2 separate regions of the Homo sapiens genome follow, and region 2 is linked to region 1. A link is a contact called in ENCODE Hi-C or POLR2A ChIA-PET data. All regions are on one chromosome and are shown on one strand. The core of a region is the stretch at or near the end of the contact, and the rest is flanking DNA. Distances in the headings are between cores, read along the strand shown.

Region 1 (2,717 bases), core at 79-2,578:
TTTTGAGACATTCATATGTCATTCAGCTCATTGCAGATCCCAAAACATACAACAAGAAACTTAGAATATAATCATTTGAATAACTTTCAAGTTTGCAAGTAAAAATCTGTTATAAAGGCAATATTATTATTATTACTATTGCTCATTTGAAAATGAGAGTATAGTGGAAATAGAAGAGGGCTTCAGCATACTCTTTGAAGTCAGAAAGATCTGAACAACTAGTAGATTAAAAACCTCGGGTAAGCTACTTTTTATGCCTCAGTTCTTAATCTATAAACTGTACATAGCAAACACTTTGTTCATGTAATTATGGCAAGGATTGAATGAGATAATTTTTGGCAGCATGGCATATGGAAAATAACTGATGAATGGTAACAGACATTATTAAAAAACAAAGGCTCAGGGAAATAGAGACATGTCCAAGTTCTCATAACTAGGGAGGGTCCAGAACAGTCTTGGATCCACCCATGACTTCTGATTCTTGTTCTTTCCACTACACAGTTTTTTTTTTTTTTTTTTTTTTTTTTTTTTTTTAAGATAGGGTCTTACACTGTTGTCCAGGCTGGATGAAGTACAGTGGTGTGATCACGGCTCACTGCAGCCTTAAACTCCTGGGCTCAAGTCATCCTCCTGCGTCAGCCTCCTAAGGTGCTGGGATTACAAGCATGACCCACGGCACCTGGCTCCACTGCATAGCATCTGAATGTAAATTGGGCAGTCAGGGAAGACCCAGACTAGTCTCTCAGCCAGTGAAGGGAGAGTATGGAGATAATTTGTTTCCAGCTCTTTTTACTTAACTGTTGGACAATTTCCCTTTCTCAAACATCCTCCAAATACTGGTGTATTTAGAATGAGACCCTCGCAGGTGCTGACCTAACACCACTTCAAGGTTTTCTACCATAACTAAGACCTCAACGAGTTGTTCGATTTCCCAGAGCTCTCGGCCCAGGCTCCCCCTGGCGGCCGCTGCGGAGAAGCACCCAGTACCAACTGGGCCAGGGAGCCTCCGCGCTCGTGGAGCAGAAGGGTCAAGAGCAGATGGTGGCCGCCATTTGTATTTACTAAGCCCAAGCAGGGCAAACACTTCACAGGAGGCACCCAGCTTGTGACGCAATCCTTCCCCAGGTGGAGGACACACTCACATTCTGCTCTGGGGATTCCAGTACCAAGAGGACAAACAGTGGTAGGGGACAGAGCTTAGGTCCTCTGGGAGGAAAGTGGCTGAGGAATTGGGTGGAGGAGGCCGAAGCCTTTTATGGCCTCTCTAATTCTTAAGTAGTTGGCTCACATCCCTCAGGGCTGGCGTTATAATGGTACCTGCGGTGCTTAGCCAGCTTGGCCTAGGGAACTTTCTCGTCCAATCTGGACTGGGCCCTGAGCTCTGTGCAGCCTGTGTCTATTCTTGGTCACACACTTGAATACTCCAGTTTTTGACTACCCAGTTTCTAATACATTTCAATGGAAGCCTGTGCTGTTTAATCCCCAGGATGCCCCTGTAAGCTAGATTCTTTTATTATCCTCATCTTGGAGATGAGGAGACTGCAATACGGAGATCCTGTGTCTCCTGCTGAGGATCACTCAGCCATGCAATAGAAAAGTTGGCATTGAAGCCTAGATCTGAGAGCTTCAAGGGCTGTTTGCCTTCCACCAGGCTATCCTGCACTGAACACAGTAATTATTTGTTACCTATAGACATGACCAATCATAGAACTGAAGAAAAAACCTGGAGTCAAAGCAGAAGGGAGAAACCTAATTATTCACAATTCTACTTGTGTCTTCCTTCCTTCCTTCCTATCCCTCTCCCTCCCTATGGTTTGTTCTACAAGCTTTCCTTTTATCAAAGAATCACTGCCAAGCCGCAGCTTCCTGTGTTTTGTCTTATTACTCAGAGAAGAAAGTAGTGTCTGCTGGCTTGATCTGTAACTCGGGCCGTAATTACTTCTGAACTGTTAGGGTTCAGAGGGCTGGCTAAAGATCTCCAAGAAATATCAGAACCTTCTGATTCTGTCATCTCTTGGGTGGAACTTAGAGACAAGTAACGTTATTGGAGCACTATTAAGTATCATATTCTGATTTATAGATAGATATTCTAAGGGGTATGTGTCTGTGTGTATACACACACACACTGTGTACACTTTGGGTCTGGGCTCTTTTGCTCAGCATAACACTTCTGAGATTTATCCATACTGTTGCATACATCAGGGGTTTGTTTCTTTTTATTGCCGAGTAGTACTCTGTTGTATTGATATACAACAATTTATTCACCATTCCCCCTGATAGACATTTGTGTGGCTTCCAATTTTGAGCGATTATGAAAAATGCTATGAACATTTGTGTACAACTCTTTGTTTAGACATATACTTTTGTTTTTCTCTCAAATGTTTTATTTCCTGTGAATGAAATTTCTGGGTTGTATGCAAAGCATGTGTTTAACTTTTTAAGAAATTGCCAAACTGTTTTTCCAAGTGGTACTATTTTATATTCCCACTAACACTGTTGGAGTTTCGGTTGTTCTACATCCTCATTAACACTATTATCAGTGTTTCAAATTTTAACCATTACACATAAGTTTTAGTTCATGTTGTCTCATAATTTTAATTTACATTTCCCTGAAGATTGATTATGTTGAAGATATTGTTACGTATTTATTAGCTGCCCATAATCCTCTTTTGTGAAATGGATGTTTAAATATTTTGCCCATTTAAAAAAAATCGGGC
Region 2 (3,050 bases), core at 113-2,612, 93 kb before region 1:
TGTTTGCTGGGGCACTTCCCCGGACTCAGCCTGCCGCCTTTCCTGGCTGAGTTGTGCCGGGCCGCACAGCAGAGCAGGGTGTGCCAACGCAGCCTGACATTCAGATCAAGACCACAAATTATAAACAGTTTCAGTAAATTGACTCAAGTGCCTTTGTTCCTCAGACATACATCTTCCTACCGCTTACAAAGGCAGGCAGCAGAACCTAACCACCAACGCGGCTATAGCCAGGACTGGGAAAGGAAGTTATTGAAGCCTGGATTTCCTGCCTTTGCTTGTAGCCAAGAACTATGAGGCTTGTAGTGGTTTCAGGAACTGACTCATCTCATGATTCATGGATAAGATACTGCTTTTAATATGTTTCTGACCCTAAGATTCAGGAAAATCAAAACCAGTCTGAACCTATGCTTCACTCTTATTTGCAAATGAATATTCACAGCAAAATAAACAGGAGGACAACGGTTACCGAAACAATGAAAACATCATGCCAGTGGCAGGAAAAGTGGAATGCAGGCATCACATGGGAAGCCGTCATCAAAGCTTAATCCATGGGCTGCGACTTAACAGCGTTTCAACTTCCCAAAAGTGGATAACAGGTGGGATAAGGTTTATTTTTAGATGTCATTCCCCTAGATGTAAAAATAGATTTAGCACAGCAATATTTTAATTCAGGCCCATCTGGGGTTGTGACTCTAAATATCCAGGATGTACAGAAGCATGTAGCTTAAGATTTAACTGTTCCAGTTGCAAACCAGAGTTCAGAGTGAGCAGACCAATGATTAATGGGTAATAAAGGACTCGCATTGGAACTCATTCTCTTAAATCATCCTCTGCTAGAAGGCTGAAATTCTGTATTTCCACCCATGTGCTGACTGGCCTTCTCTGTCCTTTACTGTGCGCATGCACACACGCACACACACATGTGCACACAGCCCAGGACTTAAAAGCGAAGTTCTTTAAAAGTACTAAGCACCAGGGGCTCGCACCTCTGGCTGCTTTCCATGATGTTCCCTGTGGATTTATTCATCACAAAGAGGTCCCCACTAGAAAAAACTTTTAAAGCCTCCCTCATTCATGGATTGTTGGGTTCTCCCCACTATCCCCACACAAGACATTAAGCACAGGACCAGTAGGGGTGGTTTTCAAAAGCCTTTATGGGTTTCAACACAGCCCAGTTGCACAGAAGGAAAAGGGGGAAAAGAACACAAAAAACACAGGCTGTTCTGTGGGGTGGGGGTGGAGGAAGCAGTAAGAACAGTTGACCAGGCAAGGCCAAAGTGCAGGGGCCGGCTGGCAGGCGCTGCATGGCTGGGCTCCTCCAGCAGATTTACTGACATGACGTCAGTGGCTCCAGTCCAGCTTTTTCTTTGGTAGCTTTTACCACTTGCCTCCTGAAGCCTCCACTATGTTAGGGAGCCACAGGACCATAATGAAAATTCCCTTTGTGAAACTGAGTTTACCGCGGGGCACAGAAGCCTGCCTTGTGAATTACGGGGCTCTTCCCCCTACTCTCAGTGCCCACGGAGGAAAGCGGGGGCGGGGGGGAAATAAACCCCTACAATACTGTACTTTCCTTTAATACAGAGGAACCATTACATTAAGCTTGCGGCTTTAAAAAGAAAAAAAAGCCGGGGTGGTGGGTGAGGGGCATTAAATGTGTATCCAAAATTTCCCAGGCCAGGATGCTGGTTAACTTCTCAGTGGTGTGGAGAATGATGATAATTTCAGGACTATTCACTTGTGCCGTCATGAGACTGTGTTGGCTGCACTGTGAACGCATACAGCTTTGTTTCACCAACAAAACAAAAAAGTATTACTGAAGCTAAAACTGTAGGTCTGAATGGAAACTCTGAAGAAAGCATTAGAGCGTGTCTTTAAAATGAGCCCTGCTTTGCTGGGGGGACTGGGGGGTGGTTGGCCTAAGTGCATAGTCTATGATGCACCAACATGGGCATAAAACAATTTCCAAGAAGCAAAGACAGAAATTATAATACTAAAAATAAGTTTAATAGCAGACTTGTTAAATAAAAAACACTCATCTTAGACTTGCAGGCCTACTACTATAGGCCCGCAGCACTAAAACAATAGCTATGTTACAACTAGGGATCCAATGCATAAATCTATCTAAAACTACAAATCTTTAACTTATTTAAGCTTATAAAAATAATAGACTAGTGATAAATTCTTTAAATGACTAGGACATTAAATACATTCTATTTTAAACACTTTGGAGAAGAAGTACAAAGCTTAATTCAATCAATATTTATTGAAACAGATGAGTACAAACGTACCCAACAATACCATCGAAATACAGCTTGCAGCCTGAATGGCTCACGGTGGTAATAAGATAAGGAATCTCTCATGTCCTGGTTATGTATACAAGGAATAGAACAAACTATCAGGCAGACATGATGAAGGCAATGACTAAAGACTTCTGTGAAGCCTACATTAACATGAGCTTTGGCCTTCAGGAGGCAAGTCAAACCACAAACCATCCATGGTAATTCTTCAGTTTGGTCTTTTTCTTAAGGGAGGAAAGGACAAGATGACAAGCACAAGCATGAAAGTGGCAAATGAGAGCCAAAGAGGCCAGGCATGAGCAAGTGTGCAAGGAAAGCTTTTACCACGATTAGAGTTGACATGGCAGGCAGGATCCATTTCCAAAGGTGAGCAGATTATTCAACTGAAGGAGTGGGAGGAGAAAAAAAGCAGAGAACCTAGCACACACATCATAGCCTAGAAACTCCATTTCTCACTAAAAGGAACCCAAACTCTGCAGAAATGGTTCATTCTATCTCCCAGAATACACAAGAGGTTGGACAGCAAGGAAACTATAAAAGACTATTAATAGGGTCACATCAAAAGGCCACAGGAGCCAACTAAAGAAATTCCCACTGGCCAAAGATGAAACAATTTGAGCATCAGTAAGAGGAGGAACTGCAATGGACTGAAACGCATTCAATAATTTAAAATCAGTGATTGCCTAATGATATGCAAAACAAAAAAAAACTATCTTTCCTTTACAAACTATATGCTAGGTTAACCATATA

The links. A loop is a pair of places that touch in the nucleus more often than their neighbours do. ChIA-PET counts read pairs that join two places held with the same protein, here RNA polymerase II (POLR2A). Pooled maps may share reads with other maps.
Region 2: a loop to region 1 is called in a pooled map, with 2.2 times the contacts of the local background. The contact joins two enhancer-like sites. A Hi-C loop is called at or near these places in 1 of 168 maps with a recorded cell type or tissue (mesothelial cell of epicardium) and 1 of 50 pooled maps. POLR2A ChIA-PET finds 5 or more read pairs at or near these places in 3 of 52 experiments (BJ and WTC11).

What each region holds. Positions count from the first base shown.
Region 1 is chr11:12,597,927-12,600,643 of GRCh38, reverse strand. No RefSeq gene overlaps it. Among named protein-coding and RNA genes, the nearest start is that of TEAD1, 75 kb to the left of the region's middle. RefSeq lists an enhancer at 828-1,122. Within about 2 kb of position 1,328, at least 2 of the 41 ENCODE cell types and tissues checked have a DNase peak (open chromatin) inside an H3K27ac peak, as active enhancers do.
Region 2 is chr11:12,691,088-12,694,137 of GRCh38, reverse strand. All of the region lies in intron 2 of TEAD1 (TEA domain transcription factor 1), which reads right to left. Among named protein-coding and RNA genes, the nearest start is that of TEAD1, 18 kb to the right of the region's middle. RefSeq lists an enhancer at 1-730. Within about 2 kb of position 1,362, at least 31 of the 41 ENCODE cell types and tissues checked have a DNase peak (open chromatin) inside an H3K27ac peak, as active enhancers do.